Linked DNA regions of Homo sapiens: all the other regions are linked to region 6. A link is a loop called in an ENCODE intact Hi-C map of the cell type or tissue named here. Cell type or tissue: heart left ventricle. All regions are shown on one strand.

What was found. Hi-C counts contacts between places; a loop is a spot of excess contacts. Peaks named below come from ENCODE experiments on the same cell type or tissue, not always from the same donor. Only the 100,000 strongest peaks of a DNase experiment are listed, where the experiment ranks them.
Region 1: a loop joins it to region 6, with 2.2 times the contacts of the local background. A loop is called at or near these places in 6 of 110 quality-filtered maps.
Region 2: a loop joins it to region 6, with 2.3 times the contacts of the local background. A loop is called at or near these places in 26 of 110 quality-filtered maps.
Region 3: a loop joins it to region 6, with 2.0 times the contacts of the local background. A loop is called at or near these places in 48 of 110 quality-filtered maps.
Region 4: it touches region 6 in a loop (13-fold over the local background); 72 of 110 quality-filtered maps call a loop at or near these places.
Region 5: it touches region 6 in a loop (3-fold over the local background); 58 of 110 quality-filtered maps call a loop at or near these places.

Annotation. Positions count from the first base shown.
Region 1 is chr1:8,753,218-8,757,217 of GRCh38, forward strand. The region is part of intron 1 of RERE (arginine-glutamic acid dipeptide repeats); the gene reads right to left. Among named protein-coding and RNA genes, the nearest start is that of RERE, 62 kb to the right of the region's middle. In heart left ventricle, no CTCF peak of the experiment used is centred here; no DNase peak of the experiment used is centred here.
Region 2 is chr1:8,803,460-8,807,459 of GRCh38, forward strand. The region is part of intron 1 of RERE (arginine-glutamic acid dipeptide repeats); the gene reads right to left. Among named protein-coding and RNA genes, the nearest start is that of RERE, 12 kb to the right of the region's middle. In heart left ventricle, no CTCF peak of the experiment used is centred here; no DNase peak of the experiment used is centred here.
Region 3 is chr1:8,732,565-8,736,564 of GRCh38, forward strand. All of the region lies in intron 1 of RERE (arginine-glutamic acid dipeptide repeats), which reads right to left. Among named protein-coding and RNA genes, the nearest start is that of RERE, 83 kb to the right of the region's middle. In heart left ventricle, no CTCF peak of the experiment used is centred here; no DNase peak of the experiment used is centred here.
Region 4 is chr1:8,557,143-8,561,142 of GRCh38, forward strand. It overlaps RERE (arginine-glutamic acid dipeptide repeats), which reads right to left. Exons shown (of 23, transcript NM_001042681.2): 5 at 276-381. Among named protein-coding and RNA genes, the nearest start is that of SNORD128, 64 kb to the left of the region's middle. In heart left ventricle, no CTCF peak of the experiment used is centred here; no DNase peak of the experiment used is centred here.
Region 5 is chr1:8,725,138-8,729,137 of GRCh38, forward strand. The region is part of intron 1 of RERE (arginine-glutamic acid dipeptide repeats); the gene reads right to left. Among named protein-coding and RNA genes, the nearest start is that of RERE, 91 kb to the right of the region's middle. In heart left ventricle, a CTCF peak has its summit at 1,586 (motif pointing left); no DNase peak of the experiment used is centred here.
Region 6 is chr1:8,847,560-8,851,559 of GRCh38, forward strand. No RefSeq gene overlaps it. Among named protein-coding and RNA genes, the nearest start is that of MIR6728, 17 kb to the right of the region's middle. In heart left ventricle, CTCF peaks have their summits at 1,529 (motif pointing left) and 1,754; a DNase peak (open chromatin) is centred at 1,462; H3K27ac peaks cover 424 bases.

The DNA.
Region 1 (4,000 bases), 94 kb before region 6:
AATAAACAATATAAACACACTTCCCCATTCCCATTCACCAATGACTCTTCCATTTGAGTGATCTATACCTTTTTCAGTCATAGGTAAAATTAATTTTTTATATTCCACGCATTTTTGCAATCGTTTCTTTTCTCAAGCATTTTAAGTTAACGTTATTTTACAGTATTCAAAATCAGAAATTCAGATTTTTAAGGTAGGTTTTTAATCACTTACCTATTTTGACATTTCAGTGTGAGTCTTGTCTTTCATTGAAATTAAAAGAAGTTTGCCTTCTATTTGACGGATTTTAAAAGATTTTAAAATGTCAACTCATCAAAGTCAAGACACTCCAAATTTAAATTCAATTCTCTTCTATTTAAAAATGCTAATGAAAATGGCTGTTTCAATGCAGCAGCATCTGGCTCATTATAACACTCAGTTTTAACTAATAAATCCTTAATTATTAAATTCTGGTGTTCAATTTCTTTCAGATAAATAAGCCAAACACATACTGCTACAATTATAAATACCTGGGATAAATTACTTATACCATGAAAAAGCATACCTCTTGATTCTCTGGCTGCTAAATAAGACCCAAAGTATGTAAAGGACACACATTTGAAAGACCCAGCATTAAACATTTGGGCTCCACTGTATGTAGGTCCCACATTCATAGGCTGGCAAATCTTTAACTCTACTGGGTCCTCATGCATAATGCACAGGGCAATTTGTCTGTTTGTGCAAATGGGCCAGTTTTTTTCCATGCTTTTTCAGATGTGTCAAATGTGTCAAAACTGAACATAATCATATACCCCTAATTCTGGCTTTACAAAGCAGACCCTACCTTCACCCAGCTTGATGTTTTTATTAAGGAGTTACTGAATATATTTAATCAAGGTATTACTGCACATCATGATGTCTTGTAAAGGTTGAAATCCCTGAGAGAATATGTTTGGTTTTAAGCCCTAATATGTGTTAGGGAGTGTTTCATTTTTCTCTCCCACTCCCAATTCCTTTTTTTTTTTTTCTCCTTTTTTAATCAGCAGCATCGACAGTACTGACTGAATATTTTACAATGGAGTTGCAGAGTATGTGTGTTCAATCGTTTCAGCTTCCCAGAAGATTCATTACAGTTACATTAGAAAGTCAAATCAGGCAATTCTGCAGTCTGGTGAAAGCCAGCATATGAAAGAAGGTTAATACAAAAGAATTTCATTTTAGAGGACATTTAGGACTTTAAAAAGCAACATTATGATAAAATTTTCAAGATATTTGTTCTTGCCTTAGCACATGCTTTCCAGGTCTAATTTCAGAGCTGTCTCAATGCTTTTCTAGGAAAGAATGAGGGTGTATGGGAGGAAATTGTTTGATCTACAAGGTCTGCCATCTTAATGATCCTCATGCTAAGAACACTGCAGATGTATGTTTTGCCCTCACTCATGGGGAAAGAATCTATGGTTCTCCAATTATGCTGATGAAGTAGAAGTCAAGTAAAAGTGAAGGTGCGTTCATTTAAAACATAAAGATTTTCAGTGACTGTTAACATCTGTCTTTCTGATTATAAATAAAACTAACTGCTGAGATTTTCAGATCTTAATATGTATTTATATAACAAAAACCAGTAAGTTAATTGTTTTCCATGATTAGTAGCAGGTATAGAAAGATCTTCTTCAGATTGGTACATGTTTAACTGGCACTTGTGTATAATATAGTAATTCCCCTCTTTCTAGAATTCAAGCCTCAATAAACCCCTAACTAATCTTATGTATTTATTTCCACTGGTTTATAGGTAAGCAAAAATAAGAATAGACTATCTACTGAAAGGCAAGCCTTGTCATTCAGTACAGTCGATTTACAGAATACAAATTCCAATTCAATACAAAGGCTCACCTTTGCATGAGCAATTCCAAAGCTTAAATACCATGGCAAGAGGGAAACAGCAGCTAGCAGTGGTAACAGACATAAAAGGCGGCTGACTGTCTTCAGTGCTACCTTTGGCAGCAGTACAGATGGACTTTGTAGGCCACTGGCTATGCTTAATTTAATATGAAGCTAAATACAGTCAAAACATCTGGTGCACCACTGATGGTTATCATGATAAATTAAATCTGGCATCACACACAAATCCATTCAATATTCTGTTTATATCCCTTTTACCTAAACCACAAAACTAAAAATCCACATTTACTTTTGTTTTTCATTTCCTCTTAGCAGTCCTGTATTTTAGAAAAGGAACGTTTTGTAGATCTGTTGTTTATACAAGTTGGGGGGCCTTCTTTAAGAAAAAGACCACGAAAATTTGTATACAAAATGTCAAGAGGGCCACTCAAGTGAGGGTCTCTTTGGTTTAAGCTTCATGGACAATCCACCTCTGGGGAGGTTGAAAGGCAGTGTAAAAACTAAATAGTATGCCAAGTAGCACATGGAACTGGGACAAAGAATACAAAAATTTTTAAAGCAGACAATTTAACTGACAAGCTACAGAAGAGCAAACAAGACTTTCTAGGCAAGCAAATCGGCAAAAACAAACTGTATTGTCAGAATCTGTTTTTAACATATATTTCTAAAATGCAAAACCCCAAATTGGGCCAGGTGCAGTGGCTCACACCTATAAATCCAGCACTTTGGGAGGCCAAGGCAAGAGAATCACTTGAGCCCAGGAGTTTGAGACCAGCCCGGGCAATATAGTGAGACTCCGTCTCCACAAAAAATAAAAATTAAATTAAATTGAAATTTTAAAACCCCAAATCTACAGCATACTACCACAACAAAAGGGCTATTATAAAGGAAAAAAGTCAATTAAAGAACCAAATTATCAGTCAAGTGTGGTGGCTATAGCTGTAATCCCAGCACTTTGAGAGGCCAATGCAGAGGGATTGTTTGAGCCTAGAAGTTCAAGACCAGCTTGGGCAACATAGCGAGACCCCATCTCCACTAAACATTTTTAAAAATTTAAAAATAAAGTAAAAAATAATCAAATTGTCAATTTTATAATAACTATAGGTCAAGAAACAAGTATAATTCTTACAAGCAACTAATTCACAAAACAATTAGATCATGGCTAACCATTTGTTATTTTTAAAAAGTCAGAGCACCACTTATAACTAAAGTGACTACTGCCTGAACTGCAATATTCAAATTATTGCATTTTTATTACATTGCTTTGAAGGATATTCAGTGAAGATAATTATTAATTCTAGTGCTATATAATATTAGCATCACCCACACTCTTTTAAACAAAAAGGACCTAAAAGCCTCGACTCTGCATCTGAAGGGAGGAGAGCATGCCATATAATAAATTCAGTACAATCAAAATGAGAACCATATTTCTGTTTAACTTTATGCATCTTGGCTCAAGAGCCATAAAAAAAAAGTTATTAAAATTAATGCATCAAACTATAATTCTGTCCTTTTTATTACTGGTAATATTCTTTCTAAAATATTAGTCTGCTTTGCTGTACTACTATATCTTTTTGAAAGTTTTCTTTGAAGATCAGGATCACTTTAACTTTAGAATGAAAACATGCAATTATATTAATTTGGCACTGAATCTTGTTAGTTTCAGTGGGTTTGAAACTTTGAAAATGATTTATTCATTAGAAAGCCACATGTTGGCCAGACATGGTGGCTCACACCTGTAATCCCAGCACTTTGGGAGGCTGAGGTAGGTGGATCACCTGACGTCAGGAGTTTGACACCAGCCTGACCAACATGGTGAAACCCTGTCTCTACTAAATACAAAAAATTAGTCAGGCATGGTAGTGCATGCCTGTAATCCCAGCTACTTGGGAGGTGAGGCAGGAGAATCACTTGAACCCAGGAGGTGGAGGTGGCATTGAGCCGAGATTGTGCCATTGCACTCCAACCTGGGCAACAAGAGCAAAACTCCATCTCAAAAAAAAAAAAAAAAAAAAAGCAAACCAGTTACTGCTTCTGATGGCACTCATAAAGATGGAAGATAATGAAGCTACTTGTCATTCAACACAAAACACACAAAGAAAGTGTTAACAGCTGGCAAATG
Region 2 (4,000 bases), 44 kb before region 6:
CTCTGTCTCAAAAATAAAAATAAAAAAAAAGAAGTCACTGTTCATTATCGACCATCACAGAATAAATATTCCAAGGCTACATATAATCCCAAGTTACTAAAGTTTTGAAGGGGAAGGTTGGTCTGGTTTTCTGTTTTTTTGAGACAGAGTCTCACTCTGTTGCCCAGACTGAAGTGCAATGCAGCCTTGACCTCCCAAGCTAAATCAATTCTCCCCCCTCAGCATCGCGAGTAGCTGAGACTACAGGTGCACACCACCATGCCTGGTTTTTTGTTTTTTTTTTTTAGAGACTGGGTTTTGCCATGTTGTCCAGGCTGGTCTCAAACTCTTGGGCTCAAGTGATCTGCCTGCCTCAGCCCCACAAAGTGCTGGGATTACAGGCATGTGCCACTGTGCCCAGCCAACTAAAGTTTCTGTAGCGTCAAAAGTGTTTAAGGATTCCACAAAGACTAAATTCTCACTAAGCTATGCAAACAAAGGTGCTAAACCATTCCAACCAAAATATGAAAGAAACATGTAGATGTTTTATAAAGCTAGATTTCCTAAGAAATATTAATATTAATGAAAACTTTTCTCAATATATTAATAGAAACAAGATGTCTGCACATTTTTCCAGTTTATAGATGTTAAAAATTAAGTCTCAACAAGGTCTTTAATCATATGTGTATAATCCTAAGTGTATAACAACTTAGGAAATTTCAGTAATTATTCCTACAATAATGAATCACATAAAATATATATATGTACACATGGCAGATTATGCTACCAAGATCAGAATGTTCAAATCAGAAGGCAGTTCATCTTGTTAGAAAATTTACCCAGCAATAAAAATCTGAAGCCATCGTTAGATCAAGACAAATTTCAGTGAAAATTCTATACTGGATACTGAACTGGAGGTGGGGGGTTATTCTTACAAATAATACTGAAGGATTACAATAATACTGTCAAATTATCAAATGTGTTAATACTACATTAGCCATTCTACTGGTATTTATGGCACAAACTGCCAGATGTAGTGCAATACTGATTCTTCCCTTCCTCCAGAGTAAGAGAACCCCTGATTTTTGACTAGGCACATAGTAATTTCCAGCACAGAATATACTTTCTAGCTTCTCTTGCAGTTATGTGTGACCTTGTGATTCCGTTATAATCGAAGGGACACAGCAGAAGCGATATGTACAATTTCTGGAAAGTATCTTCACAAGAAGGGAGTGTGCCCAGCTTTTGCCTTTTCCTCCTTCCTGCTGGTGAGAATGCAGAACTGATGTGAGAAAGTGGAGAAGCCACCTCTGACAAAAAGGAAAGAGTTACATGTTGAAGGCTGGGTCCCCTAATGAGCATGAAGGTAGCATACTGGTTCAGGACTGTCTATGAGATACATGAAAGAAAGGAAACTTCTATCTTGTTTAAGCCATTGTTATTTTTGGTTTCTACCACTCACTGCTGAATCTAATCCTATCTAACACACGGCAAAATTATAGAGAAAGAGTACTATATTTATTAAACTTTACTTTTTCAAATGATTTTTTTTGTTTTGTTTTGTTTTTGGTTTTTTTTTTTTTTTTTTTTGAGACAGAGTCTTGCTCTGTCACCCAGGCTGGAGTGCAGTGGCGTGATTTCGGCTCACCGCAACCTCGGCCTCCCAGGTTCAAGCGATTGTCCCGGATCCCGAGTAGCTAGGATTACAGATGCCCGCCACCATACCCAGCTATTAAATAATTTTGAATACATAGTTTAAACTTACTAGGATTAAAATAAACTCATTTTGGGGGGCCAGGCGCAACAGCTCACATCTCTAATCCCAGCACTTTAGGAATCCGAGGTGGGCGGATTGTCTGAGGTCAAGAGTTCCAGAACAACCTAGCCAATATGGTGAAACCCCATCTCTACTAAAAATACAAAAATTAAGCCAGGTGCAGTGGCTCTCGCCTATAATCCCAGCACTTTGGGAGGCTGAGGCAGGTGGATCACTTGAGGTGAGGAGTTCCAGACCAGCCTGGTCAACATGGTGAAACCTCACCTCTACTAAAAATACAAAAATTAGCCAGGCATGGTGGCAGGCGCCTGTAGTCCCAGCTACTTGAGAGGCTGAGGCAGGAGAATCACTTGAATCCCGGAGGCGGAGGTTGCAGTGAGCAGAGATTGCACCACTGCGCTCTACCCTGGGCGATAAGAGTGAGAATCCGTCTCAAAAAAAAAAAAAAAACAAAAACAAAAATTAGTCAGGCATGGTGGTGTGTGCCTGTAGTCCCAGCTACTCAGAAGGCTGAGGCAGGAGAATTGCTCGAATCTGGGAGGCAAAAGTTGCAGTGAGCCAAGATCGCGCGGTTGCACTCCAGCTTGGGCAACAGGAGCGAGACTCCATCACAAAACAAAACAACCTTCTTTTTTTTTTTTTTTTTTTTTTTTGAGACGGAATTTCACACTTGTTTTCCAGGCTGGAGTGCAATGGCGCGATTTCAGCTCACTGCAACCTCTGCCTCCCGGGTTCAAGAGATTCTCCTGTCTCAGCCTCCCAAGTAGCTGAGATTACAGGCATTCGCCACCATGCCCAGCTAATTTTTGTACTTTTAGTAGAAATGGGGTTTCACCATGTTGGCCAGGCTGGTCTCAAACTTCTGACCTCAGGCAATCCGCCCGTGTTGGCCTCCCAAAGTGCTGGGATTACAGGCATGAGCCACTGCACCCGGCCAACAAACTTATTTTTGATTATTCAAATAACTAAGCTCTAAAATGTTTTTTCTACACTATATTTGAGGTATAAAATTGTTATTATCAATAATTTTTTGGCCAGGCACGGTGGCTCACACCTATAATCCCCCAGCACTTTGGGAGGCAGAGGTGGGCAGATCACCGGAGGTCAGGAGTTCAAGACCTGCCTGGACAACATGGCAAAACCCATCTCTACTAAAAATACAAAATTTAGCCAGGTGTGGTGGTGATCGCCTGTAACCCCAGCTCCTTGGGAGGCTGAGACAGCAGAATTGCTTCAGCCCAGGAGGCGGAGGTTGCAGTGAGCTGAGATCGTCCAGCTTGGTGACAGAGGGAGACTCCATCTCAAAAAATAATAATAATAATAATAACTTCCTAAGTATGCCTTGGGGTCAAGCGATTAAGCCAAATCTCCCTTATCTCTACCTCAATAATACCATACGTTAATATTATTCATTCATTTAACAAATGAATGCCTACTGTACTCTTCGCAAGCAAGGTGCACTGAAGTGACCAAAGCAGATGATGGGCCTCTTCCTCCGGGAGTTTGCAAGCCAGTATCAATGCAGCCGAGGCAGTAGAAGCCTCTGCTTCCCTCTTCTCTAGCCTCCAAGTTCATCACTCCCCTGCTGTCATCATATTCTTGCTTCAGGCTACAATATGAGAGTACAATGTGACTAGACTTCAGCTTTGCTCTGCTAATATAATCACACATAATCATATTCCTCAAAGATGACACTCCTGTTACCAAAATTAGCATCAGCATCTTACCAAAATGCCATAGCAGTTATCACTGATGGTGGGTCAGTTTTCCACATGGCAAATCTTATTTATCACAAGATATCTTTCCCTAACTGTACCTTATGGGGTTCTCTTATCCTTACATTTTGTTGTTGTTGAGACAGGGTCTCACTCTGTCTCCCAGGCTGGAAAGCAATGGCACAATATTGGCTCACTGCAGCCTTGACCTCCTAGGCTCAAACAATCCTCCCGCCTCAGCCTTCTGAGTAGCTTGGGCTACAGGCACGTGCTACCACGCCTGGCTAATTTTTAATTTTTTTTGCAGAGACGGGGGTCTTGTTACGTTGCCCAGGCTGGTCTCAAACTCCTGGTCTCAAGGGAGCCTCCTGCCTCGACCTCCCAAAGCACTAGGATTACAGTTGTGAGCCACCACATCCAGCTTTATCCTTAAATTTGAAAAATACTTTGCAGTTCCGCCGCCCCCCACCCAGTCCCAGGGACTATACTGAAAAATGTCAGAATGTAGGGCTGCTTAGGCAGATAGCCA
Region 3 (4,000 bases), 110 kb before region 6:
ATACTGTAACTGTGGATAAGCACATGACATTTACGTTTCTGTCAAACCCCACAGAATGTACAACACAAAGAGTGAATCTTAAACTGTAGACTTCAGTTAATAATATATTAATACTGCTTCATCAGTTGTAACAGATAAGCCACACTCATGCAAGATGTTAATAATAGGGGGAACTCTGTGTGTGTGTCTGTATATGTGTGTGTGTGGGAACTACTTATACTATCTGCCCAATTTTCAATTTTTCTTTTTTTTTTTTTTTTTTTTTTTTTTTGGTTTAGATGGAGTCTTGCTCTGTCACCCAGGCTGGAGTGCAGTGGCGCTATCTCAGCTCACTGCAAGCTCCGCCTCCCGGGTTCACGCCATTCTCCTGCCTCAGCCTCCCGAGTAGCTGGGACTACAGGCGCCCGCCACTACGCCCGGCTAATTTTTTGTATTTTTAGTAGAGACGGGGTTTCACCGTGTTAGCCAGGATGGTCTCAATCTCCTGACCTCGTGATCCGCCCACCTCTGCCTCCCAAAGTGCTGGGATTACAGGCGTGAGCCACCACGCCCAGCCCGATTTTTCTATAAATCTAAAAGTGTTCTAAAGTATAAAGTTTATTTAAAAAAAAAGAGAGAGAGAGAGAGTGAGTGTTGGGAGTCACTCCTCGATCCTAATTCAGTAAGTCTTGGGACAGGCCCAATAATTTACATTTTAACCAAATTCACAAGTGCTGCTGCTGGTTCAAGAGCCACATCTTGAAACCACTGGGCTACGGCTCCTTTTAGTTCTAAATTTTATTATTCTATTCACTAACATTTTCATGAGAACTGTGGTAACCAGCCCACAAAATGGCCCCCAGTGAGCTCTGCCTCCTGGTATTCAAACTCTTGACAATAATGTCTTCCAAGGCTACGTCATAAAAGACATTGCAGCTTTCACCTTGCTCTTATATGAATCCTTTCTTCTGGAAAGCCAGGTGCAGTATCATGAAGAAACTCAGGCAGCCCTATGAAGAGGTTCCATGTGCAAGGAACTGAAGCTTCTGCCAACAGCCAGCAAGAACTCTGCCAACCTTGTGAATGCACTATGTTGCAATTGGATCCTCCAGGCCCTATCAAGCCTTCAGTTGACTGCAACCTGAGAAGGGACCTCAAGCCACTCCTAAATTCCTGACCCACAAAAGGTGTGTGGGATAACAAATGCTGAATGTTGTTTTAAGCAGCAGTTTGGAGGTATTTTGTTACATATATCATATAGGAGCTTAATCTAAAATATGTATGTGGCTGGGCACGGTGGCTCACGCCTATAATCCCAGCACTGAGGCAGGCTGGATCACCTGAGGTCAGGAGTTCCAAACCAGCCTGGCCAACAGGGTGAAACCCCATCTCTACTAAAAGACACAAAAATTAGCCATGCATGGTGGTGGGTGCCTGTAATCCCAGCTACTCTACTCGGGAGGCTGATGCAGGAGAATTGCTTGAACCCAGAGGTGGAGGTTGCAGTCAGCCGAAATCGTGCCACTGCACTCCAGTCTAGGCAAAAAGGTGAGACTCCGTCTCAAAAATTAAAATAAAATAAAATAAAATGCATATAATATAACTGTTATTGTTGACCCTTCTTGCCTTTACTTTGATACAGCTGGAGAAGTCCTGAAAATGTGTCCAAATTCATTACAAGGTGAAGATCAATTTAAAGAACTCCTCCACATTTCTCAAAGTATTATATTAATAATGAATTATATCATTTCTTCAGGACATAAAGGATTTGGGGTGGGAGGAGAAGGGAAAGGAAGGAAGTGGAAACGAGATTTTCATCATCTTCCCTAAGCCATTGCTGGTCATCCTAGAGTAGAAATCTGAGAGTTTCACTTTATTGCTTAAAATCCTTTAATATTATAGTTTCCCAAAGCTTATGGAAGTGAATCCAGACACTGCTCATTGTCTGCACTACATCTACCAAGCAGGCTCATGAGGCAGCACAAGGGGTGCACACAAACATGGGCTGACTTTGCAAGACCTTGGATAAGTTACTTAATCTCCCTGCCTCGGTCTGCTCAACAGTAAAATGAAGGTAATTATACTACCAATATAGTTACTATAGGGAATTAATACATTAAAACATAAAAAACACTTAAAAGAGGACGTTGCCTAAGTGCTCAATAAATGTCAGCTATCATCATCATCTGCCATTGCATCTCTCATAACCCAGACTATTTCAAGCCATTATGAACTACTGGAATTTTCAAACTCACCAACACTGTTTTATGCTTTTGCACCTTAGAAAAGGGACTTTCTCTGTCTGGAATGGCCTTCCTTCACTTCTCTCTCAATTATCCTTCTCAACTTCCTTATATAGCCTTCTCTGATTTCCCTTTTACTTACCGCATCCCTCATAGACACACCTACAGAGAATATTTAAATTATTTATTATTTGCCTCTCCCACAAAATTGTATGCTTGATAATAATACTTGATACTTATTGTGTCAAGTACTGTGTGCCAGCCACTGTTTTATATTAAGCACTTTACTTAGACTATCTAACTTAAACTTCTTAATAACTCATAATTATCCTAGTTTTATTGACAGTAAAATCTATAACATATATAAATAAAGAATAAGAATTCAAACCTTAGCTGTTTGGCTGCAATTTGTTACAATCTAAAATCTAAGGACTAGGAGGTGGAGATTTCTGACATGCTGAAAATATCAAGGAAGCAATTAAACCTTCCAGCAGTTAGCATAAGTGCACACAGTTTAAAAATTTATAATATATATGCATGGTACTGTAGGTGGGCTACCCCACACCCCCAGTCATATCAGCTTCTTGCTTATACTTTCTGGAGATATTTCATGCATATACAGCATGCACACACATATATGTACATCTCTTTGTTACACAAATAGTAGTATACTTCATATAGCCTTCTGAGCCCATTTTTACTTCCTGTATCTTTGAGATTGTTCCGTGTCAGTCCATACAAAGTGCCTCATTCTTTTTCACTGCTGCAGAGAATTCCACCATATTCCATAATAATATGGTTTGGACTTGTGTCCCCACCCAAATCTCATGTCAAATTGTAATCCCCAGTGTTGGAGGTGGGGCCCGGTGGGAGGTGATTGGATCACGGGGCGGTTTCTCATGAATGGTTTAGCACCATCCCCTCGGTGCGAAGTTCCCATGAGATCTGGTCGTTTAAATTGTATAGCACCTTCCGCCTCTCTTCCTCCTACTCCAGCCATGTGAAGATGCCTGCTCCAGCTCTGCCTTCCACCGTGAGTAAAAGCTCCCTGAGGCCTCCCCAGCCTTGCTTCCTGTACAGCCTGCAGTACTGTGAGCTAACTAAACCTCTTTCCTTTATAAATTGCCCAGTCTTCAGTATTTATAGCAATGCAAGAACAGACTATTATATTTACCATATTCAACCACTCTCCTATATTGTTTGTAGCCTTTTGTTGTAATATAAAATCCTAAAGCAAAATCCTTATACACAAAGAAATGGATAGAGGATGATTCTACAGTAAATATGGTAAATGTATACGCTATAGCAAATATAGTAAAATGCAACTGTAGAATCTAAACGGTGAGTGCAGGGGTGCTCTCACTATCATAATTCCTGCAATTGTTCTGCATTTAAACCATCAGTTTGTTTGTTTGTTTGTTTGTTTGTTTGTTTTTTGGAGACAGAGTCTTGCTCTGTTGCCCAGGCTGGAGTGCAGTGGCACAATCTTGGCTCACTGCAAGGTCCGCCTCCTGGGTTCATGCCATTCTCCTGCCTCAGCCTCTTGAGTAGCTGGGACTACAGGCGCCCGCCACCACGCCTGGCTAATTTTTTGTATTTTTTAGTAGAGACGGGGTTTCACCGTCTTAACCAGGATGGTCTCAATCTCCTGACCTCGTGATCCACCCACCTCGGCCTCCCAAAGTGCTTGGATTACAGGTGTGAGCCACCGCGCCCGGCCTATACTTGTTCTTAAAGTGAGCATCATGTTTTTCTTTCAACTTCTCAATAAATTGCTA
Region 4 (4,000 bases), 290 kb before region 6:
GTTTGATGCCAGCGCCAGCACTGCCACTTAGACAATGCATGGCCCCAGCAACGTCCTTAGCATCTCTCAACCTCAGTTTCCTCATCTGGAACTAGAGAGGGACAGACCCACCTCACGTGACTAACTGGTAGCCAATGTGAATCATCAAGCATAAGGCCTACCAACACTCCAAAATCCATTTTTCAAAAAGTTATCTTCATTTAATGAAATGTCTTTAGAAAGAACTTTGCCCAAAGCTAAGAAACACACAAATCAAACCACAAGGACATATTTACCATTTTCATTATGTCGATCCTGAACCAAATGCTGATACACAGAATCTGGAACCTCAGATTGACGGTAGTACCATTTGACGTTCATGAGGAGATGGTCCCTCTTACTCTGAAAAGGAAAATCTAACAGCATTAGGAACAGGATTTCAGGTGGCCACAAGTGCATATCATACCCATGACCAAAAGCCCCTGTAAACGGGTGGACACGTAGATAGGGAGAGACACAATTACCATCAGGACCACAACAATACATAAGTCAGTTATGAGGTCAAGTTTTGTTTTTTAAAAACACCCATCAATAGATCCCTCTCACCTTACCCCTCTAAACTGCTTATTTCAGGAAACAAAAGGAGACCAGTCTTGAATCTGTTTATCTCCCCAGTTTAACTAATCCATTCAAAATTACATTTTTATTTAACATTAACTATACAATACTACATTAATATATCCTTCTATTTTAATCTTTAATCATTTTGGTAAATATTTAGAGTCAGTGTTAGCTGACTGTCAAGGCTCATTAAGGGCAATAAGGCTAGAAAGAACTTACCCCACAAGGCCTGGCACAAAATAATCTCTTCTCCAAGGTTTGCCTATTACCCAGACTAAATCAGATTCTCCTTCCACTGTTTAGCCACAGTTATTGTTAAGTGCCAAATGAATATAGCGAAGAATGGGTGGTGATGAAGGTACTATGAGTCCAGAGACCTCATCTCATTTATTTCCGAATCTCCAGATAATAGAACATCTTGTATAAAATTATTTGTGAATAATGAAGAATTTTATGATTATCACATAAATGATCCTGTAAATGTTTGTAGGACACTGCACTATGTTATCCCTAAAAGTTAATTTTGTTCCCAGTTTGTTCAGAGAATAAAGGATCAAATATTGCCCTTCCATTAGCAAGTTATGGGGCTGCAGCTTGCAAAAGATCATCTCTGTGGCTGGTCAAGAAATAGCTCAACAGGGAGTGCACTGAGGTTCCCTGCGGCCTCCTAAAATACTTTTCCAACCCATGTGCGGCCTTAACAGGCTTCTCCAAGGTGAATGCAGTATCATGCCTTTCAGCAGCCTCTACGTTCTCATCACAGGCCCGTTGGTCAGTAATGAATGAGAGCTAAAATTCAAGAAATGCCTCATGTTTATAAAGGGGATGCCTAAATCCTAAAATATGATAAAAGAGCCCTCATTAATGAAGGAAGATGCTTCCTGCTTTAACGAGCAAGTCACAAATATAGCCAACACTAAAACACCAGGAAGGTTCCAAAAAACCTTTGCTAAAAAACACTTAAAAGCCATTTAAAGAATCAGAAAGATGACAATTGCCACAAGTTTCAACAGAACTCAAATGTGAAGATGTGTTATTTCTTTTTTTTTTCCTTTTCTTTTTTTTTTTTTTGAGAAGGAGCCTCACTGTGTCGCCCAGGCTGGAGTGCAGTGGCGTGATCTCGGCTCACTGCAACCTCCACCTCCTAGGTTCAAACGATTCTCCTGCCTCAGCCTCCCAAGTAGCTGGGATTATAGGTGTGTGCCACCATGCCCAGCTATTTTTTGTATTTTTAGTAGAGACATGTTTTGACAATGTTGGCCAGACTGGTCAGGAACTCCTGACCTCAGGTGATCCATCCACCCACCTCGGCCTCCCAATCTGCTGGGATTTCAAGCATGAGCCACCACGCCGGCCGAAAATGTGCTGTTTTAAAGTAAATACAAAAATTAGCCGGGTATGGTGGGGCATGCCTATAATCCCAGCTACTCAGGAGGCTGAGGCAGGAGAATTGCTTGAACCTGGGAGGCGGAAGTTGAGGTGAGCCAAGATCGTGCCATTGCACTCCAGCCTGGGCAACAAGAGCAAAACTCCAGCTCAAAAAAAAAAAAAAAAAAAAAAAACAGAACAAAACAAAACAAAAAACCAAAGTAAATAACATAAATACCAAGATTCTTTTTTTGCATTTAACTGTGCCAAATACACATGCCTACAAAAATACGGCATCATCACTGGTTTAATTACACTTTATACATAGAATAATCCTACATGATGAGTACTCTTTAATATTTATGCATTTTATGCCTTTATATTAAAATTTCTGATGGCAAAAAAAACTTTCTACACTGTTTATGCTTCAGATGGGAAAAAGAGGACATACCAGTATGTTAAATAAATAGAATAAATGTTACATGTAGCAGTTTAGAGAAATAATTACTTTCAGCAGGGGATTATGGATGTGCTAACATCTGACTTGAGAAAAAATGGGAGAGATTTCAATGAATTTTTTCATTGAAATAAAGATAGACAAACTACTGAACATATCCAGACCCCACAGTCCATCTGCATGCATCAACGAAGCCATTCTGGGGAAATATGGAGAAGAACCTGAGTCCTGACTCTGTCTGGCCTTTAGTGAGCTTACAGGACAACTGGAGTTTTCTAACTCTATTGCTGACCAAATACACAGGCAGCAAGGGACAAATCGCCAGGACATGGGAGAGCAGCTAGAAAGTGTAGGAGATCAGGATATACCACCTCAAAATATGCTCTCTGGCACAAGGATTATTTAGCCAAGAACTTAAGAGGGGTAGAGGAAAAATTATATTTTGTCTCCAAGAAAACTTAGTTTCTTCCCTCGGCAGGATAATAAAAAGCAGGACCAGGATAAGATTACTCATTATAGAAAAAATATATATAAACCAGGGGAAGAAGCAGCACCTGTTTGGCAGTGCTTGGGGATGCATTCAGTTAAAATACGCTGTCTATAATAAGGACTTGCTCAACCTCAGCACTACTGACATTTGGGCCAGAGGATTCTTTGTTGTGGGGATCTGCCTGTGCACTGTTAGATGCTTATGACATCCCCGGCTTCTAACCACTAATTGCCAGTAGCACCCATCGTCCAGTTCTGACAACCAAAACTGTCTCTAAACATTGCTAAATCTCCCCTGTGGGGACAAAATTGTCCCTAGTTGAGAAATCACTGGTCTAGTAATTCATTTTGTTTTGTTTTTTAAGGAAAACAAAATCAGAATGGCAAAAATAAAACCTGGTTCGAGCACTACAGGGTAGGGAAGATGGCCTACTGGAAAGAAGATGGGAAGGCCTGTGGCCCCCTCCAATCTCAATTCCATGACTTCCCATGTATGTGACTTGGGGCACATTACCGAGATTCTCCCAATCTCCCCTTTTCTGTAAAAAGGAGATACTGAAATCTACCTAAAATAATTACTGAAAGAATAGAAAAGACAGAAAGCATCTAGAACTGAGTAGGTGCTCAATGAATATTGTTTCCTCTATTGGTAGGTGATTGTAACCAATAGTTCACAGAAAAATCTGAAGAACTGTGCCGAGAAGTGTGGGAGTTACTTCTTCACCAGAACTTGGTTTCCTACAAGGGATGATAGTGATCTCTAGTCACTGAGCTACTAATACATGCTTCAGTGCTCACAGAAATGTATTACTTCACTGAGCATACAGGAGTCCAGATCTACTAGCACTCCTAACAACAATCTTTTAAAATCTACCATCTATGTATTTCTGCAACACATTTAAGACATCTGAAAACCTGAAGGGCAACAGAAATACCTTTTAGATACAGTAACTCAAATTTGTACAATGTCTATCTTTCAGAACCAAGCCAGGGATACTGGTGATCTTCTGAAGTACAATATCTATGTTATCTTATGGTGTAGGAATACCTACTGATTACACACACAAATAAATTAACTGCTTTGGT
Region 5 (4,000 bases), 120 kb before region 6:
AAGGCAATACATGATACTCGTTCCTGTCTCACTAGTGCACATTAGTTTTAACATTACTGAAAGATGTGGGAAACTCAGTATTTTCTAAAACTCCTGATTTATTTCCAAAGGAAAAATAGTTGTAACTACGTCAAAATAACTATTTTGGCCGGATGCGGTGGCTCACGCCTGTAATCCCAGCACTTTGGGAGGCCAAGGTGGGCGGATCTCTTGAGGTCAGGAGTTTGAGACCAACCTGACCAACATGGTAAAGCCCCGTTTCTACTTAAAATACAAAAATTATCCGGGCATGGTGGTGGGCGCCTGTAGTCCCAGCTACTCAGGAGGCTGAGGCAGGAGAATTGCTTGAACCCGGGAGGCAGAGGTTGCAGTAAGCCGACATCGTGCCACTGCACTCCAGCCTGAGCAACAGAGTGAAATTTTGTCTCAAAAAACAAAAATTGCAATTAATAGTTTAAAATATTAAATCTAAATTTATAGGAGATTCATTAGTTTGCCCTTGGTAATCCCCACTTTCTGCCTTGTAAAGCCTAAGACCCTAAGAAGCTCTACAAACTAGAGCTTCTTAGGCTTCAAAACAGTTCTTTCCAAACCATATTTGATGAATTATATGTAAGATGAGTCAATAACATAAGGATTAGATTTCCCTGAAAATGCATAGAAGGTTAAAAATTAGAAGAAAAAGTGATAGGCATAATAGGCTCTGGGTTTTGCTTAATGCAAACGTTCTGAAAGGTTCAACATTAACACAGACATTCACAAATGAGGCATCTAATTTTAACTTTGTTTTAAAAAGTTGTTTAAAAAAAAAGTCAAAATAAGTCAAACTCTTCCCATTTGTTTGAATAGAGGGTACATTTACTTCCTACCCAACAAGATTTGAAAACAAAAGACATATTAGCTATAAAGATATATTCCTTTCACTTAATGCTCCACAAATGTCTGAAAAGCAAACTCAACTCAATTTAGTTGAGTCAATAAGGGAATTCCAGTTTTCCTTTTTTCTTTTCTTTTTTTTTTTTTTTTTTTTTTTTTGAGACGGAGTCTTGCTCTATCGCCCAGGCTGGAGTGCAGCAGCGTAATTTCGGCTCACTGCAAGCTCCACCTCCCGAGTTCAAGCAGTTCTGCCTCAGCCTCCTGAGTAGCTGGGATTACAAGCACACGCCACCACGCTCGGTTAATTTTTATATTTTTAGTAGAGATGGGGTTTCATCACCATGTTGGTCAGGCTGGTCTCGAACTCCTGACCTCGTGATCCACCCGCCTCGGCCTCCCAAAGTGCTGGGGTTACAGGCGTGAGCCAACGCGCCCGGCCAGGCAATTCCAGTTTTTCTAAGACAGTATTGTAAACCAAGCAGAGATATTCCCTAGGGCCATATAATTCTGATACATTAGCTAATCTTTGTAAGCCAAATCAGAGCACTTCTTTCCAAAACTCACATTTCTACCAAACCGGGACACCGTGTGGTGGGGAAAGAGTTCAGAACACCTGGTATATTTTTCCAAAGCAAAATTTAACTTTCCATTGCCAGGAGAAGCATGAACATGTTGACTTATACTGCCCTCTAGAGTCTCCTTCTAATATTTTTTAGCCTGAAATAATTAATTCTAATCATAAGACTCTTCTAATTACTCAAGCTTTCAGTATTCTAATATTGTAAACTGACGTTTATTTATTTATTTATTGAGAAGAAGTCTCCCTCTATTGCCTAGGCTGGAGTGCAGTGGCACGACCTCAGCTCACTGCAACCTCCACCTCCTGAGTTCAAGCAATTCCCCTACCTCAGCCTCCAGAGTAGCTGGGATCACAGCCATGCACCACCACACCCAGCTCATTTTTGTACTCTTAGTAGAGACGGGTTTTCACCATGTTGGCCAGGCTGGTCTCAAACTCCTGACCTCAGGTGATCCACCCGCCTTTGGCTCCCAAAGTGCTGGGATTACAGCATGAGCCACTGGGCCCAGCCAACTGACCTTTTTTCAGTGGATTAGTAGTCTTTTTTTTGGAGGGCGCGGGGTGGGGGGAAAGGAGTCTCGCTCTGTAGCCCAGGCTGGAGTGCAGTGGCGCGATCTCGGCTCACTACAACCTCCGCCTCCAGGGTTCAAGCGATTCTCCTGCCTCAGCCTCGTGAGTAGCTGGGATTACAGGCATGCGCCACCATGCGCAGCTAATTTTGTATTTTTCATAGAGACAGAATTTCTCCATGTTGGTCAGGCTGGTCTTGAACTGCCGACCTCAGGTGATCCGCCCGCCTCAGCCTCTTAAAGGGCTGGGATTACAGATGTGAGCCACCGCATCTGGCTAGTAGTCATTATTAAAACATACAATATTTCAATTACCCACTGTTTTTTATTTTTTTGTTGTTTGTTTGTTTTGGACAGCGTCTCGCTCTGTCGCCAGGCTGTTGTGCAGTGGCACAATCTCAGCTTACTGCAACCTCTGCCTCCCGGGTTCAAGCGATTCTCCTGCCTCCGCCTCCCAAGTAACTGGGACTACAGGCACGCGCCACCACGTCCAGCTGATTTTTGTATTTTTGGTAGAGACGGTGTTTCACCATGTTGGCCAGGATGGTCTTGATCTCTTAACCTCGTGATCCGCCAGCCTCGGCCTCTCAAAGTGCTGGGATTACAGGTGTGAGCCACTGAGCCCGGCCAATTACCCACTATTCTTAAAGGTCAGCAGTACTTCCCCAAAGGACAGGAATGCACCCCAAACAGAATCTTCTAATTTGCTTATTTAAAAAAAGTTTTAAATAGCTCAAACTGCAAAGACTTCTAAAACAAAGACCACTTGTAGCATATATTAATTAATCCATGTAGCCCAGAGTTTTGTCTAGCAAAACCCAAGTTCACACATTTGACCACATGCACACGAACCTCAGCCAACGCAGCCAACGCTCCCCAGAGGCTACTTCTGCAGCTAAGCATCTGTCCTTTCAGCTCCTGGCAGTTCCTGCCTTTTCTCTTGCCAGGCAACCAGAGCTCTAAAGGGATCTTAATGCACTAATGAGAAGCCATGACAACCAAGACCTGCGGTAGCTGCAAAGCACAAACACCAGTATCCACTTTTACTGAGCACGCATGCAATAAGCAATGTGCTAAGGAATCCAAGTAAATTAAAATCATTCCTCTAACCTAATAACTCCATAGGCACCTATAACACACCATAACTTGAAACTTTCTATCATTCTTTATATTTAAGAACTTATTAAAAGGCAGGCTTTACCATGCACCACTGGTAGTATAGCTTGCCTCAGCTGTTATAGTAACTATAGAAGTAGGGTTATTTTCTTGTTTGTTTCAATCTAGAGTCATAAGAGACCATCAAAAAAAAAAAAACCCTATTGAAACCATGTTTAGAGCGAAAAAGTCTATATTCTTTTTAGGGGATTAGTAGTCACCATTAAAAGGTATGATATTTCAATTACCCACAGTTATTTGAGATCAGCAGTATTTCCTCAAAGGACAGCACCTAAAACGGAATTTTCTCTAGGCACCTGTGGTATACCATAACACCAAAAAGCATCCCTCAAAAAAGAAACTAAAACTAAGATGCTATGCTCCATACCCAGATATCTGTTATTACTTCTGAAAACAATCTAAGTAATCTTGGGGATCCCATCCAGTAGATAAAAACGATGGCATCCTTTGGGGCATAAAGTGAAGGTAAGATTTCCACAGGCTCTGAAACAGCAGCTAGCAACTAGGGCCAAGAGACTGCACCTGTTTTTGAAAATAAACTTTTATAGCCAGGCGCAGTGGCTCATGCCTGTAATCCCAGCACTTTGGGAGGCCGAGGCAGGTGATCATCCGAGGTCGGGAGTTCAAGACCAGCCTGACCAACATGGAGAAACCCTGTCTCTACTAAAAATACAAAATTAGCTGGGCATGGTGGCGCAAGCCTGTAATCCTAGCTACTCAGGAGGCTGAGGCAGAGAATCGTTTGAACCCGGGAGGTGGAAGCTGCGGTGAGCTGAGATCGTGCCACACCATTGCACTC
Region 6 (4,000 bases):
GCTAGAGACTTACAAGGGTCTTTTAACACTGCAGGCTCTTTATGCCAAATACTGCAGCCCATTTCCTATGGAGGTTGGCTGGCTGGCTGGCTGGCTTTGATGTTGGTGGATGAGATGAGGCCCAACATTCCATAAAAACAGGGAAAAAGTGTGACCAAGATGACCAAGAGGAGAGACCCAAGGATCTGATCACTCCCGACCCCGCCTCGGGCTGCCCTTCCCCAGACCAGGCACCCAGGGCCCCTGCCTTGTGTGGAGTCACTGATTCTCCCCGAATGGCCCTAGAGCACTCCCTCAAACAGGTGCTGTCACTTGGAATGACAGAAATCAGTGCAGGACACCTGTGGAAATTCTCCCCTGAAGTTGCAGCCTGACCACAGATGCCCTCCATATGAGCACTTGGCATAGAACCCACTGGTTCCCTTTAAAGCAGGTGCACGTGAACTTGGGTACTCACCCTGTGGCTGCCTCTGCCATGCTCATTTCCAAAGTGGTCCCCGGGGCTGGTCCCAGGAAGTATTGTTCCCGGCCCTGGTTTGCTGGTTTTTCTGGCTTGTGGCTGGCCATGCCACACACAGCTGCACCTGCTCTGCGGCTTTGCTTCCCAGTGAGGCGGAGGCAGGTACTAGGTCTCACTGCTGAAGATCAGAGTTCAGTGCTAGGGCAGCCAGAGAGGGAGGGGAGCTGTGGCCAAGCAGAGAGGCAGGGAGGCACAGCAGCTGCTCTTCCCACAGCTGTTTCCTCCTCTGTCCTTTCATCCACTGAAAGCCTGAACAAAAGACCTCAACACACAAGAAATGTGAGGGAAGGAGATGTTACCCAAAAGGTTCAGAAATCAAAGTGGGAGGCCGGGCGCAGTGGCTCATGCCTGTAATCCCAGCACTTTGGGAGGCCAAGGCGAGTGGATCACCTGAAGTCAGGAGTTCGAGACCAGCCTGGCCAACATGGTGAAACCCCGTCTCTACTAAAAATACAAAAATTAGCTGGGCATGATGGCAGGCACCTGTAATCCCAGCTACTCGGGAGGCTGAGGCAGGAGAATCACTTGAATCCAGGATGTAAAGGTTGCAGTGTGCTGAGATCACGCCACTGCACTCCAGCCTGGGCGACAAAGCTAGACTCTGTCTCAACGACGACAACAAAAAAGAAATCAAAATGGGCCAAGGAAGAAGTCTCGCTTTGACCAGGTCCCATGGCCTCTGCTGTGCCTCGTCCCAGCATCTGCGGTGACACAGGAGAGAGTGTTGACAAGGATGTGCTGTCCGGGAATCTCCCTTTATCCAGTGACAGCTCCATTCATCTCACCGAGCTTTGCCCAGAGCTCTGGGCTGGCTTCACTCTGGCTCTGAGTCCCTGTGAGCCACAGGGTACAGTCCACTTGCAACAGTAAACCTGCGCCAGCCAGCTGGGGCTGGAGAGAAGGAAGGGCTGGGATGGCAGCCAGCCCAGCCAGGCAGCGTGCAGAGCCAGCAGCTAGGGGAGGCCACGGAGGCCCAGGGTCTTGGGGCAGCCCCACTGCGCCCCCTGGCGGCTGAAGGAAGCTCCTGGGCGCGTCTGGACCTGGACCACCAGCTGACCTTCTGCACAGTTAAAGAGTAGCTGTGACCTGGCTTTCATATGCAGAAATAAATAAATAAATAAATAAATAAATAGAGTAGCCAGGAGGAGTAGCCAGGATGAGGGCCCTGACCAGGGCTCCTTACATATTGTGTCTCACCGCACCCCTAGCAGGCGGATGCAGGGGCGCCCTGCTCTCATGGCAGGGAAAGCTGAGCTGCACCTGCAGAAGGTTGGGGGAAGGATTAACCCCCTCCAACCCCCCCCGGTACAGAAGAGCTCCTCTCCAGCCCCGTGGCCCTCAGCCCTCAGGCATTGTATGTTCTGGCCAGGAGTCCTGGTTGTACACTGGCCGACCTAGAGCTTCAATTTTCCCAGTCCTAGCCTAGCCTGGTGTAAGCTCAGTGAAGGCAGCAGTTTTAACAGTGCTAACTGCACAGCGGCGCTCTTTCTTAATAATAACAAGAAGGACAGCTGGGGGTGGGTGTGTACTGGGAGTGGCCACGACCTCTGAGCACACTGTCTGAAAACACCACATTTTCAACAGTGTTTTTGGTTGTTTCGCTTTTTTTTGAGACAGAGTCTCACTCTGTCACCCAGGCTGGAGTGCAATGGAGTGCAATGGTGCGATCTCTGCTCGCTGCAACCGCTGCTTCCCGGGTTCAGGTGATTCTCGTGCCTCAGACTCCTAAGTAGCTGGGGATTACAGGTGTGCGCCACCACACCCAGCTAATTTTTGTATTTTTAGTAGAGACGGGGTTTCACCATGTTGGCCAGGCTGGTTTCAAACTTCTGACCTCAGGTGACCCGCCCACCTCAGCCTCCCAAAGTGCTGGGATTACAGGCGTGAGCCACTGTGCCCGTCCTTCAGCAGTTTTTAAGGTGATCTGTTGGCAGTTAAGACTTAGACTTTTTTTTTTAAAGACGCTTTAAAAAAAAAAAAGACACCTTTTCAACAAACGGTACTGGGACAACTGGATATCCACATGCAACCTTATATAAAAATGAACTCAAATGGCTCATAGACCTAAATGAAAGACCTAAAACTATTAGACTCTTAGAAGGAATTAACAGGTGCAAATCTTTTGGAGCTTGGATTAGGCAATGGTTTCTTAAATACAATACCAAAAGCACAGCAGCAACAACAAAATAGACAAAGTGGACCTCATCAGAAGTAAACACTCTTGTGCATCAAAGGACACTATTGGCTGGGCATGGTGGCTCACGCCTGTAATCCTAGCACCTTGGGAGGCCAAGGCAGGAGGATGGCTTGCGCTCAAGCTGGGCTCAAGACCAGCCTGGGCAACATAGTGAGACCTCATCTCTACAAAAAAATTTTGAAAAATTAGCTGGATGTGGTGGCGTGCATCTCTAGTCCCAGCTACTTGGGGGGCTGAGTGAGGGGATCACTTGAGCCCAGGAGTTTGAGGTTGCAGTGAGCTATGACTGTTCCACTGTACTCCAGCCTGGGTGACAAAGCAAGAACCTGGCTCAAAAAAATAAATAAATAAAAGTAAATAAAAAGTTATATAAGGCACTATCAAGAAAGTGAAAAGACAACCTACAGAATGGGAGAAAATGTTTGTAAATCATGTAACTATCAGTTCTATCAGAATTCTACAACTCAACAAAAAAACACAAGCAACTCAATTCAAAAATGGGCAAAGGGCTGGGTGCGGTGGCTCATGCCTATAACCCCAGTAGTTTGGGAGGCCAAGGTGGGCAGATCACCTGAGGTCAGGAGTTCTTGACCAGCCTAGACAACATAGTGAAAGCCCATCTCTACTAAAAATACAAAAAATTAGCTGGGCGTGGTGGTGGGTGCCTGTAATCCCAGCTACTCGGGAGGCTGAGGCAGGAGAATTGCTTGAGCCCAGGAGGTGGAGGTTGCAGTGAGCCGAGATCGTGCCACTGCGCTCCAGCCTGGGTGACAGAGTAAGAATCTGTCTCAAAAAAAAAAAAAAAAAAAAAGCGAAGGAGGATTGCTTGAACCTAGGAATTTGAGACCAGCCTGGGCAACATTGTGAGACCCTCGACTCCACAAAAAAAAAAAAAAAAAAAAAAAAAATTAGCTGAGTGTAGTGGTACATGCCTGTAGTCCCAGCTACTTGGGAGGCTGAGGTGGGAGATCAAGGCTGCAGTGAGCTACAAGTGCGCCACCGCACTCCAGCCTGGGCAACAGAGTGAGACCCTGTCTCAAAAAAAAAAAAAAAGTACTTGAATAGTCATATCTCCAAGATTACAAGTTGATGGCCAGACACAGTGGCTCGCACTTTGGGAGACTGAGATTGGAGGATTGCTTGAGCTCAGGAGTTTGAGACCAGCCTGGGCAACATGGCAAAACCCCGTCTCTACCAAAAAATACAAAAAAATTAGTTGGGCATGGTGGCGCTCACCTGGAGTCTCAGTTACTTGAGGGGCTGAGGCGGGAGGATTGCTTGAG